2 separate regions of the Homo sapiens genome follow, and region 1 is linked to region 2. A link is an interaction called in ENCODE POLR2A ChIA-PET data of the cell type or tissue named here. Cell type or tissue: IMR-90. All regions are shown on one strand. Each heading gives the region's core, and the rest is flanking DNA. Links, peaks and the distances in the headings are about the cores only.

What was found. ChIA-PET counts read pairs that join two places held together with the same protein. Peaks named below come from ENCODE experiments on the same cell type or tissue, not always from the same donor. Only the 100,000 strongest peaks of a DNase experiment are listed, where the experiment ranks them.
Region 1: POLR2A ChIA-PET joins it to region 2 with 6 read pairs; 2 of 35 experiments call an interaction of 5 or more read pairs at or near these places.

Annotation. Positions count from the first base shown.
Region 1 is chr6:55,691,371-55,697,792 of GRCh38, reverse strand. No RefSeq gene overlaps it. Among named protein-coding and RNA genes, the nearest start is that of HMGCLL1, 120 kb to the right of the region's middle. RefSeq lists an enhancer at 3,158-3,678. In IMR-90, for the core only: no CTCF peak of the experiment used is centred there; a DNase peak (open chromatin) is centred at 3,432.
Region 2 is chr6:55,871,661-55,878,082 of GRCh38, reverse strand. It overlaps BMP5 (bone morphogenetic protein 5), which reads left to right and starts at 2,493. Exons shown (of 7, transcript NM_021073.4): 1 at 2,493-3,707. The coding sequence starts at 3,218. In IMR-90, for the core only: no CTCF peak of the experiment used is centred there; no DNase peak of the experiment used is centred there; H3K27me3 peaks cover 150 bases.

The DNA of each region.
Region 1 (6,422 bases), core at 1,544-5,543, 180 kb after region 2:
GCTGGGACTAAAGGCACCTGCCACCACGCCTGGCTAACTTTTTGTATTTTTAGTAGAGACAGAAAAACACGGGGTTTCACCGTGTTAGCCAGGATGGGCCCCATCTCCTGACCTCGTGATCCGCCCGCCTCCGCCTCCCACAGTGCTGGATTTACAAGCCTAAGCCACCGCACCTGGCCTGGGAACACTCATTTTTTAAAGTCAGATTTCTCCATTGTCAACCAAGTACTACCTGCCCGACTCTACCTAATCTTGCTTTTCTTCTAATCTGTACTGTGCAAATATTCACCACCTTTTAGGACACCTCACCTTGCACAGGATCGATTTGCCCCAGGATTCAACATCCTCTCACCATCAGACCTTAATCTAGAGATGAATGACTCCAGGTCTTAAGAACCCAAGTCTTTCTGAATGGTGCTGGGCACATAAGGCTGTGTCTTCCTAATTCTTAGCAAGAGACTTGAACATAATTCTGATGCCATTGACATTTTTTCATCAGTGTGGTTTTTTATATTATTTATTCCTCCCATAGTCCAGATAATAGCAGTAGACCCCCACAGCATTCCCCTTTTCTGAAGGTAAATATTAAAACAGTATAATTTAATATTATAGTGGAGAAAGAATTATCTTTCCGTTTCATAAATTTTAAAAGTGTTGCCTTCACAATAGAGGCCTATCAACCTTGAAAAATGAGTGATGATATTTATAATGTATTTTTAAATTTTTTTCTAAAATTATTCAGTTAATAAACATTAGTCACCAATTATCTACAGGCACTATGTTCTAAAGGTGAAAACCTTGGTTAGACAGCCCTTCTCATATACCCCCATAGCCTCCTATACTTTTCAAGTACACATCACAGGATCCTATATTGTAATTGCCTGTTTACTTGCTTGAGTTGTTCACCAGATTATATGCATCATGAGGGTGAGGATTGGTAGCTTCTATTTTCCCTCTTATCTCTAGCATTTAGCACAGTGCTCATAACCAAGCAGTTTAGTATATAACTCAAGATGAATGAATTACAAATCTCAAACAAGATCACTGACATTTTAGATAGAGAAATAAACATCCATGTAACCGGTTAAAAATTCTATGGTTGGGTAATATGTTGAGAGGTTATTTTGTGGTTCATCTTTGTTGCCACAGAGACAGCAAAATATAGCAGGTACATTTGCCTTCTTAAAGGAGCTCAAAAGTATAGATCTGTGTTCAGAATTCTAGGTGCCGTTTTAGTGGATTGGAAAATAGGAACTCCTATGTATTTCTGGGAATGTCTTGATAATAATCCCTATGCAGATTGTATCATAGAAGATGAAGTCCATTGGGAAACTCACTCTAGGAACTGAGTAAGTAAAAATACTTAAGCCAAACCTGAGTCCCTCCCTCCCAGGGTTAAAGAGGAATAGCTCTGTACTGTGCCTATGGAGCCTGGACACTCAGCCATGGTTAGAGAGCTTGAGACTTTTTTATTTTGCATGGATGGAGAGAGCCATTTGAATGAGCCTGAGGGCCTGGGCATTCTCAACGAAGGCAAGATGACCCTTGTCTACCCAGCCTAAATACCTACAAATCCTTAGTGACTACAGCAGTTCTCTAATAATGGCTTTTATTGGGATCTCCTGACATTGAGAGCTTGGAATCAAATTTAATGTGCTGCAAAATATTCTCGAGTAACCAACTTTATTAACTACAAGTGAAATGATTTAGGAGAGGTCAGAGAACAATTATTTTTCCAGGGGCCTTAGTTTTGGAGGAAGGGATATGTAACTTAGCAGAAATCCTTAAGCTTCGATTAGAAATAGGAGGAGAAAAGAGCATTTGAGGGTGAGGGAAGAGTATAAGTAAAAATAGAGAGGTTAAAAAAAGTATGTTGAAAGAAAAACATTTAGTTTGGTGCTGCTAAAGCGGTGGTTACTGGTATTTGTTGGGCCTGAGAACCATCTGGAATGTTTCCATAGATAGTATGTATATCAGGCTCCTAAATGGGACAGTCTGAATAAGCATGCCTGGAATGGAACTCTATGATGTAGATCTTGAAGAAGTTTTGCAGGTGTGTCTGCATTCAAAAAGGTGAAAAACATAAGGATAGAAGGTTAAATTAGCAGAAAAGAATAAGACGTCAGTCAAAATCCAGATAAAATTGGATTTTCAAGACTGTTGAACAATCTGCTCAAAAGTTAGGACTTTGAATGAAGAAAGTTTCATCTTTCTGTTTATTTTATGGATATGTATCATTTTCGTGTTTTATATTGTCACTCATCTTTAACACTTAGAACCACCCCCACTTCCTTCCTTTCTTCCTTCCTTTATTTCTTAACAAACACATATCGAATACCTATTATATGTTAGACAAAGGTTTAAGGATGTGGATATAAAAATGTGATTTATGATTTCAAGATTTCTTAGTGTGATTCTCTTAATACTTTACTAGACTCTGTAAAAATTATGTCATGGTTAACAATTTAGAATTTATAACAACTGGTTACTTGTATAGGAAAGTTTAACCTATTTCCAAGAGAAAACAATATTTTCCCACAAAGACATTGAACATTTTTACCTCTGAAAGCAAAATTTTGCCTTTCAAAGACATCTAAAGAAGGAAAATACTAACCTCATTACATTATAAGATCTTTGTTATGAAATTCTAAATGAACCTTCTAAATACTTTGTACCTTGGCTGGCCTTTCTAATTTAAATATTTACTATACATGATGAGTATCTTAAGAAATTTCACACTTAAAAGGCTCTTAAAGAGTAGTGGTTTAAATAGTTTTTGACAGTGACTTGTTTTACATAACTTGAAATATTCAATATGTGTGTGGGTGCATGTATTATGCACTTACAGACAGAATTACACTTACAAATGACTTTGGCTTCAGATTCAGACCTCAGAAAATGACTTAATTCCATAACCTGACACTTTCCACTGCTATAGGTTAATCTTCTATAAACTCATTTTGAAATGATATGTTATGGTTATCCCAAAACTCCTTAAAGTAGACATATCTCAAAAGTCTGAAATGTTAATCATGAGAACTAAAAGAACTCATTTTTCCCCAAAAGAAAATTTGATCTGTCGCCAAAGCCAAATAAATATTTTCTATAAAATGCTGAAATAATGTATGGAAAAATCTGTGAAACTAAAACCTCCATACAATCTAAGTTAAATGCCCATATTTATTTATATAAGGAGAGTGACCCTCAGTGTATAGAAGATACCTCTTTTTGTGACTGTGGGTTTTTTTTTTTTTTTTTTTTTTAAATGAAGGCAACACTGCATGGCCTGCATTCTACTTAATTAAAAGCTATAGTGGGCCTTCCCAGATGTTAAAGGGGCCTGAGCTGAATAAAGTGTTGACATCAGATGAATGGGCGAGGCCACCTGCTAGCTCCACTCTTGGCTTTGTGGATGATTTGCATTCCTGTGGCCTGTTGCTCGGCATGACCACTCTCAGCACTTCACAGCACCATGGCCTGTTTAATATCATGGATGCCTTCCAGTCATGAAGTCTCTCTTCTATATTAACATCAGCACACAATAGCAAGGGGCCCATTCCATGATTTCTTTGCTCAGAGTATGATGTTTTTACTTAATTTAGACCACATAAAAGAAAAGGAAATGCTTTTCTACAGGCTGGATTAAGATAAAATAAACTTCTCCTTGCCTAAAATCATTAACAGATCAATTGTTCTTTCATGAAGACAATGCTCCTTATTTTAATTGGCAAATAGTATAAATTAGATTAAAAATATAACTTGACCTTAGTAAGCACAGAATGTTTCAATTTTATTTCTTTGTTCGTCAATTTAAGATAAGTCACTCAAGAGTGTTTAGATTAGACTGTAAAGGCTGGGATGGTAATAGTCTATAAACCTAGGAAATTCCATGTTTCATAGAGGAGAAATAGTAGGCTGCAACAGAAGTGAAAGGGATAAATCATAACATTACAATCTAGAGTATATTAAGAACAAAAAGAGAAAGAAAGGTATTATGGGAGGCACTTGCAAACAATTGATTTTAAATTATTTTTTCACCCAATTTAATGTTCAATTATTTTAATTTTGGTGAAGTATACAAATATAAAGTGTACATAAAATGTACCATTTTAACCATTTTTACATGTACAGAAAGTCATTTTGTACAAAGTGGTCAATTCATCAGAAGGACATAACAATCCTAAAGTTTATGTTCCTAATAGCAGAGTTTCAGAATACATAAAGCAACAACTAGAAGTACAATGAGTAAGAGACAAATTTATAATTGCAACTGGAGATTTTAATATCCCTCACTCAATAATTGACAGAGACAATAGGCAGAAAATCAGCACAGACATAGAAAACTGAATAACAACAACCAACTTGACTTAATTAACATTTCTAGAACATTTTATCTAATAACATAATACACGTTATTTTATATGAGCATGAAATACTTACTAAGATAAATCATGAGATAGATTTGGTATGTGAAACAACTCTCAATGAATACAGAATCATTAAGGGAATACACAATGTATTCTCTAACCATGGTGGAACTAAATTAGCAATAAATAGTAGAAATTAATCTATAAAATCCCCAAGTATGAGGAAATTAAGAGACTCCTAAATAACTGATGTGTCAAAAAATACATAGAAGAGCATTTATTTATTTATTTTTTAAGATATGGGATCTTGTTGCATTGCCCAGGCTGGAATTGGAACTCCCAAGCTCAAAGTATTCTCTGGGCTCAGCCTCCCAAGTATCTGGGACTACATGTGTGTGCCACCACACTGGGGTCAGAAATTATTTTTAACTGAAAAAAAAATAGCAAATATAAACACAAAATAGCAACATTCCTGGGATACTGAAAAAGCACTACAAAGAGGAAAATTGACTGCACTAAAGAGTTCAAATCAATGATTTCAGTTTCCACCTTAAGAAACAAACATGCACAAAAAATAAGAAAATAATGACACAGTCAACATTAATGAAAGAGAAAACAAAATGAAGACAGTAAACCAATGAAACCCAAAACTGTCTCTTTGAAAATATTTTTAAAACTTAAAAACTTTTTGCCAGACTAATCTGAAAAAAGATGGAAATTGAGAAGACACACATTACCAATATCTGGAATGGAAAGATGGCCCACTAGAGATCCTACAGGTATTGAAACAACAGTTAAGAGAACATTGTAAACAACTGTATGATAATAGATTAGTCAAATTAAATAAAATAGACACTTTTATTTTTTTGAAACAGAGTTTCGCTTTTGCGGCCTAGGCTGGAGTGCAGTCGTGTGATCTCGGCTCACCGCAACTTCTGGCTCCCGGGTTCCAGGGATTCTCCTGCCTCAGCCTCCAGAGTAGCTCCATGCCTGGGATTACAGGCATGCACCACCATGCCCAGCTAATTTTGTATTTTTAGTAGAGACAGGGTTTCTCCATGTTGGTCAGGCTGGTCTCAAACTCCCGACCTCAGGTGATCCACCCACCTCGGCCTCCCAAAGTGCTGGGATTACAGGCATCAGCCACCGTGCCCGGCCGAAATAGACACTTGTTTGAATAACACAAACTGCCAAAGTGTATTCAAGAAAAAATAGCCTGAATGGTACTATGTGTATAAATTAAAATTGTAGTAAAAAAATGTTTCTACAAGAAAACTTCAAGTTCAGATACCTTCAGAGGTGAGTTCTACTAAACATTTAAGGATAAAATAATACTAATTCTACACAGATTTTTTTAGATTCATAGTACATTCGATAAGACTAGTGTTGCATTAATATCAAAACCAAACAAAAACAGTTAAAGAAAGCAAAATTACAGACCACTCTTCCTCATAATCATAGAATCTCAAATTCTGAACAAAATTTTAGAAACTGAATAAAATAGATAGAAGGATAATGCATTTTCAGCCAAAGATATTTTATACCAGGAATGAAAGTTTGGTTTAACATTGCAAAAAATCAATATAATTCACCATATTAGTAAGTAAAAAAAGAAAAACCATATGATCATCTCAATAGATTCATCAAAAGTATTTGACAAAAATCAAGCTTCCATTCCTGATTTTAAAACAAATTTTAAAACCTCTCAGTGAAATAAGAAAAAAAGGAAAACATCTTAAAAGTGACAAAAGGGACCAACAAATATCTGGAAAGTTAACATTATACTTAATAGTGTTAAATACTTTCCCATCAAGATCAAGAACAAGACATGTATGTCAGATCTCACTACTTCTGTTCAACATTATACTAAAGATGGGAGCCAGTACCATGAGGCAAAAAGACATTGGAAGTAAAATTATATGTATTTAAGATAACATGTTCATCTACACAGAATATTCACAAAAATCCACCAAAAAATTACCAGAACTATTAAGGTATTTCATCAATATTACAGCATACAAGATCAATATGCAAAATTCAAGCATAGTTCTATTA
Region 2 (6,422 bases), core at 829-4,828:
AAAAAAATTGGTTGATTGGACATAGTTGGTTTATATATCAATGAACGAAATGTGTCAGATTTTAATGAGGGAAAGAGAAAAATGATCAGAAAGAATGACAGTGCAGAAATACTTCTTACATGAATTGCATTGTCTCTGTTCCTTACCAGAAGGTTCCTAACATTAGGATATACCCAGGGAAATACTACATTGTGAAAGGTAGATTTTTACAAGGCTCCTTTTTTTTTTCTTTGAAATGTGCTTATCTTTAGACACAATTTTTGTGATGCCCTGGGTGTTTTTCCTGTCCCCATGTCTTCTTTCTCAGCATATGCTTATTCCGTATGTTCAATGCCTTATACAACTTTAAATACATACTCTGAAATTTGGAATGTTTATACTTTTCAGTTGCAAAATACTTTATCCTTCAAATTGCTCTCACATACAAGTCTACCTGAGAATTCAAATGATGGAGTAAAATACATATACTTTTAATTGAAAATGAATCTGACTTTTTGTTTGGCGATTACTATTTCCTCTTTATTCCTGGAAGGCTTTTTCTTTATTTTCTTTCTCTCACTGCACAAGTTGATCTTTTTGAAAAATGAGTGTTTGCCAAATCTAGTCTGAGTTGGAAGGGAAGGTCGGCGGGAAGGGTGATTACTTAATATTCTGACTAAGAATACTAGCAACTGATTTCCAATATAGAGGTAGGCTATATGCCTGGTGAAACAATTAAATTATAATTACACTGATTGATATTATAAATCATGCTTTGGGAAAATGAGTTTTTAAGACTTGTGATGCCTAGTCTCATTTTTATTTTTCACATGTATCTTAGAACAAAAATCCACACATATGGAAGATAGTAAGAGTTGTTTCTTCCTCTAGTGTGGTAAATTTTTACTTTGTAACTCTATGCTGTGCTCTAGAGACAAATGAAGCAAATTCATAACTTTGATGATATATTTTAAAATATTGAGAACTGTAGCCTGCTTTATCTAGGATGTTTTGTAAATGCAGAGAAACTTTTTGTCTTGAAGTAATTGATTTGACTTTGTTTCTTAGTTTGGTTTGGATGTTAAATAAGCAATGTCAAGAATTTTAGCCATTTAAACTATTTCTTTTTGAAGTGGTATTTCTTAACTTACTTTCAACCTGCACTATTGCTATTCTTTGTGATATCTATTTTACAAGGGTGTTGCATGTATGTCAGCATTTGCATCTGCTACTGTGGCATCCTACATGACTATTAATAATTAAATTTCAGTAAAGCAAATATTAAATAGCAACATCAAGTTTTCGTGCAATAACTTTGTATAAGAAAATGATGCGTACAATAAGATTCTGCAAACCCTTTCAGTATTCTGCATTCACCAATAACTGAAGACTTCTAAGAAATATGACTTTTCTTTATACATTCAGAGGAAATATTTAAAAAGAAACAAGAAACCAGGCGCCTCTAGGTAGAGTAAAGGAAAAACATTAAAATTTCATAACAGCTCTAGAATTTGCTCGATAAATTTACATTGGTATCAGCATACTATCCCAGACAATGAAAGTATTGTGAGCCCTAAGGTTAAGTGAGAGCCTGTAAGGAAAATTATAGCTGCACAAAAACATTGTAGACTTCCAAATTTTAAAGGCATTAAACATTAAGGATAAACACATACTTTGCTCATTTCCTTGGATTAAGTATGGTATTTTAGAAAGGTGTGCATTTTCCCCATTTTACCCATCAAATTTTAAAAACTCAAATTTCAATCTGCATGTAGTCATGACGATTTGATTTGTGTTTATTTGCATGGGTTAAAACAAGTCAAAGTATTGAATACAATTTATGGGAAATATCTAATTTGTAAGTCTGTGTATATTTCAACTGAAATAACTTAAAAGTTATGAATCATGACACTACATCTTAGGATATTTGTATTTCAACTTTCTGCTTAAAATTTTAATACTTAAAGACACTTAAAGCTAGGTTATCTAATTACTGTTATTGAATTATTACAACTACTATTTTGGCAGCTAGAATATATTTATTAGTGATTAATTGTCTGCTGTATTTTATTTTAAAAGGATCTGGCTGTCATTAAGAAACAGTGAATTAACCTCAATTTACAACTCATCCTTTTATTTTTTAAGAAGTGCATTTTAATGACTTACAAAAACTAGAAATAATCTCAAATACAGAACCGAGATTCATCAAGCTAACTTAGGCACAACCTGAGACTTAATACAGAAGTGTATTAAGTACATGTCACTGAAAAAAGATCTAAAGAAGTACTATGTAAAATGGATGGCAAAATTTTCAGTGTACTACTTGAAAACTGCCTTTTATTTCCCCTAGAATTTGTATGTCCCATGCATCACTGTTTCATGTTAGATGCGTGGTTATAAAATTGTGAAAATGGAGACTTTTCTGGTAGCAAAAGGGTTAAGTTCTTTTTGCTTTACCAGTTTCAAATTACAATGAGAAGCCTCTTCTTTCCCAGCAGGGTTGTGCTTACACTACTCTTTAGATCTCTCTTGAAGAGGGCTGGTATATTTGTGCCTGCTGGAGGTGGAATTAACAGTAAGAAGGAGAAAGGGATTGAATGGACTTACAGGAAGGATTTCAAGTAAATTCAGGGAAACACATTTACTTGAATAGTACAACCTAGAGTATTATTTTACACTAAGACGACACAAAAGATGTTAAAGTTATCACCAAGCTGCCGGACAGATATATATTCCAACACCAAGGTGCAGATCAGCATAGATCTGTGATTCAGAAATCAGGATTTGTTTTGGAAAGAGCTCAAGGGTTGAGAAGAACTCAAAAGCAAGTGAAGATTACTTTGGGAACTACAGTTTATCAGAAGATCAACTTTTGCTAATTCAAATACCAAAGGCCTGATTATCATAAATTCATATAGGAATGCATAGGTCATCTGATCAAATAATATTAGCCGTCTTCTGCTACATCAATGCAGCAAAAACTCTTAACAACTGTGGATAATTGGAAATCTGAGTTTCAGCTTTCTTAGAAATAACTACTCTTGACATATTCCAAAATATTTAAAATAGGACAGGAAAATCGGTGAGGATGTTGTGCTCAGAAATGTCACTGTCATGAAAAATAGGTAAATTTGTTTTTTCAGCTACTGGGAAACTGTACCTCCTAGAACCTTAGGTTTTTTTTTTTTTTAAGAGGACAAGAAGGACTAAAAATATCAACTTTTGCTTTTGGACAAAAATGCATCTGACTGTATTTTTACTTAAGGGTATTGTGGGTTTCCTCTGGAGCTGCTGGGTTCTAGTGGGTTATGCAAAAGGAGGTTTGGGAGACAATCATGTTCACTCCAGTTTTATTTATAGAAGACTACGGAACCACGAAAGACGGGAAATACAAAGGGAAATTCTCTCTATCTTGGGTTTGCCTCACAGACCCAGACCATTTTCACCTGGAAAACAAGCGTCCTCTGCACCTCTCTTTATGCTGGATCTCTACAATGCCATGACCAATGAAGAAAATCCTGAAGAGTCGGAGTACTCAGTAAGGGCATCCTTGGCAGAAGAGACCAGAGGGGCAAGAAAGGGATACCCAGCCTCTCCCAATGGGTATCCTCGTCGCATACAGTTATCTCGGACGACTCCTCTGACCACCCAGAGTCCTCCTCTAGCCAGCCTCCATGATACCAACTTTCTGAATGATGCTGACATGGTCATGAGCTTTGTCAACTTAGGTATGTTGTTCATTTGTTTGTTAATCTATGTTATTACAAAGTGGAAGTTTTCCCTAATGGTAAAGGAGCTGCTTGGTAGGTGGTCATGTTTATATAAAGACATTTTCTCTAACTCTCCTGTTTAGCTTCTGTTTTCTTTCTTTCATTGATGCCTTAGGCAAAAAGTCATATATATATATTTAATATGAATAGTTAAATTTAAACACTTATAGTGTGGGTCTTTTCAGATCTTGTTAAAATTTCAACCTCGCTTAAATATATGAATGCAAAGGCAATAGTCTAAAAACAGGGAAATTTATGAGGATAGCTATGCTATGGGCAACAATAAAAAAAAGAAGCACTTACAGATGGGAAAGTAAAAGTGACATTCGGAAGCACTTTTTTTTTAAGTGATTTAAAGCACATGTAAGTATATATTCACATACTACTTAAAAATCTCTCATCTAGGGGAGGCAACTACTGTAAAAATATAGAGGTAAAATTAACCAAGATTGAATAGCACCATAAAAGATTACTATCAAGGAATCAAGGAAGGGATTCTGAAATTCTATAGTAAATATTTCAGAAATAAAGTTTCAATCTAACAGTTCTTAACTGTAATGAGTAAAGTATGTTATAGCTACTTGATTTTTTTCACAGGCAAGAAAAATGTAAAACATGCTTTAGTGGTCTTTATCTATACAAAATTTTCCTTCTATATGAGATAAAATATTTGAAATTTTCTGTAAACCACAACAATATTAATGAGAAAATTTTAAAATTATGTTTTAGTTGTAGCTGGTACTTCATGGTGGTTTTTAAATACTGATAATGTCAAATGATAATTTAGTTCCCAATATTCCCTCTCACAATAATATTATGGATTACCAATTTCAAATTATTTTATAAGGGCTGTTGTTTTCTTTAAATGTTTTAGTAAAAATTGAAGGTGAAATTTACTATCTCTGGCAGTCAAAGGAAAATAACATCGAATATATTTTATGTTTGAAGATTAAAAACTCTATCAACAAATTTAATCCACTGGGAAGAATTGAGAACTTTATGATGTTATAGCTTTTAGAACTTTGTTTTAAAAATGCAATCTGCTTTGACTTAAAATTAACATGTTTTATTAAACACTTAATTAAAAACTTCCTCATGTAACATCTCAAAGGAAATATTCTTTGAAAAGTCAGATTATCAACAAATCTTAATAACACATGGATGCTTTTATAATATATGTTGCTTAATATACTCTGCTCATTTGCTCTTAGCAATCCTAGCATGAAGGATAAGGTACTTAATAAATCGTACGTTTTATGTTGCTAGAGACAAAGGTCTCATTATTAAGTGAGTAAGTCATAATTTGTTGCACTAATCAGGTGTCCTGGAGGCCTTTTCTTCTACGTATAATTAACAGACTTCACATGGAACTTTTTAGTCATTAAAATATAGCTTAATTTCAAATTAATGTGATTGCTTTTACCTAGTATAAGGGATATGCAAGTGTAGCTTGTGGTACATTTTGCTTTGTAACATTTCTAAAGTATTATTCAAGAATTTAAAGTAGTTTAAATATTTTAATAGAAAAATTTCAACCTAGCAAAATTTATATATTCATAAACCATTGAGAAAATCAGGTCATATCATCTAAAATCTGACAAAGAAGCATATGTATGTTACATATTTTAATAAACGATAGCTCAGTCATGAATGTCATAATATATTTTATTAGAATTGCTCTGATCATTCACAAGAGAAGTGTAAGCATGATTTTTGGATTTATGTGTTTACTTTTTATAAATCTACATAGAGTAAGAAAGTCAAAACCAATAATAGTTTTATTCATTGATTCCTATAACTTTTTTATTATTGAGAAACACATTTAAAAATAAATGACATTTTGGTTACATTGTTCAGATTATAATAACATAGCAGTTTATTAGTTTATTGCCTATATGAAGAAATACAATTATTCATTTGACTCTAGAGAAACAATATTAGCTATAAGCTTTAGAGAAACTGTGTGTTTATTTTTATCATGCTTGAACTTCTGAGTAGTGCTTTATATTCAATAACAAACTATGTTGTTTCTTCTTTATTTAATAATTCCAAACTAAATGTCTTACATGAAATTACTGACAAACTGATTCTGATACTAGGTGAGTTTTTCTTGGTAGACTTTAAGGAAAATTAAACCACAGTTTAATTATCCTTTGATCATGCCTTCAAATACATTCAAGATTTATAGTTGATCACTGCTTAGTAAAAAGCTTCAACTTTTGCATTTCTTTTATAATCAAATAAATAAATAAGCATACTCAGAAAAGGTGAAAGTGTAATAACATTATTAGCTGCAATAAGAGTGCCAGTGCTTTTTAAATGTAATATCCGTTAGCAAATATTACCTGTAGTTTATTTCATGTTCTTATAAGACTAAAAAGGATTAGATTTTATTTTTTCACTGTCTTAAAAGACATGCATATAGTTGAGACTAAGTACAAATGAGTCACATTAGTAGTAGGCAAGGGATTTGTATTGAGGAAGTCACCTGGATATTTAAATATGTGAAAAGAATCTGTTGACATTTCCCATAATTAGAAGAATTATATAAAAAGGATCTAGTAGCATCCTTTTAAAAAATGCTTGTGTGTTGTCCTTTTCAAGTCAAATAATGGATTTTCCACAGGTACCTTGCCATTCAGAAATTCTTTTTTCAACATAGTTTTGGTCACG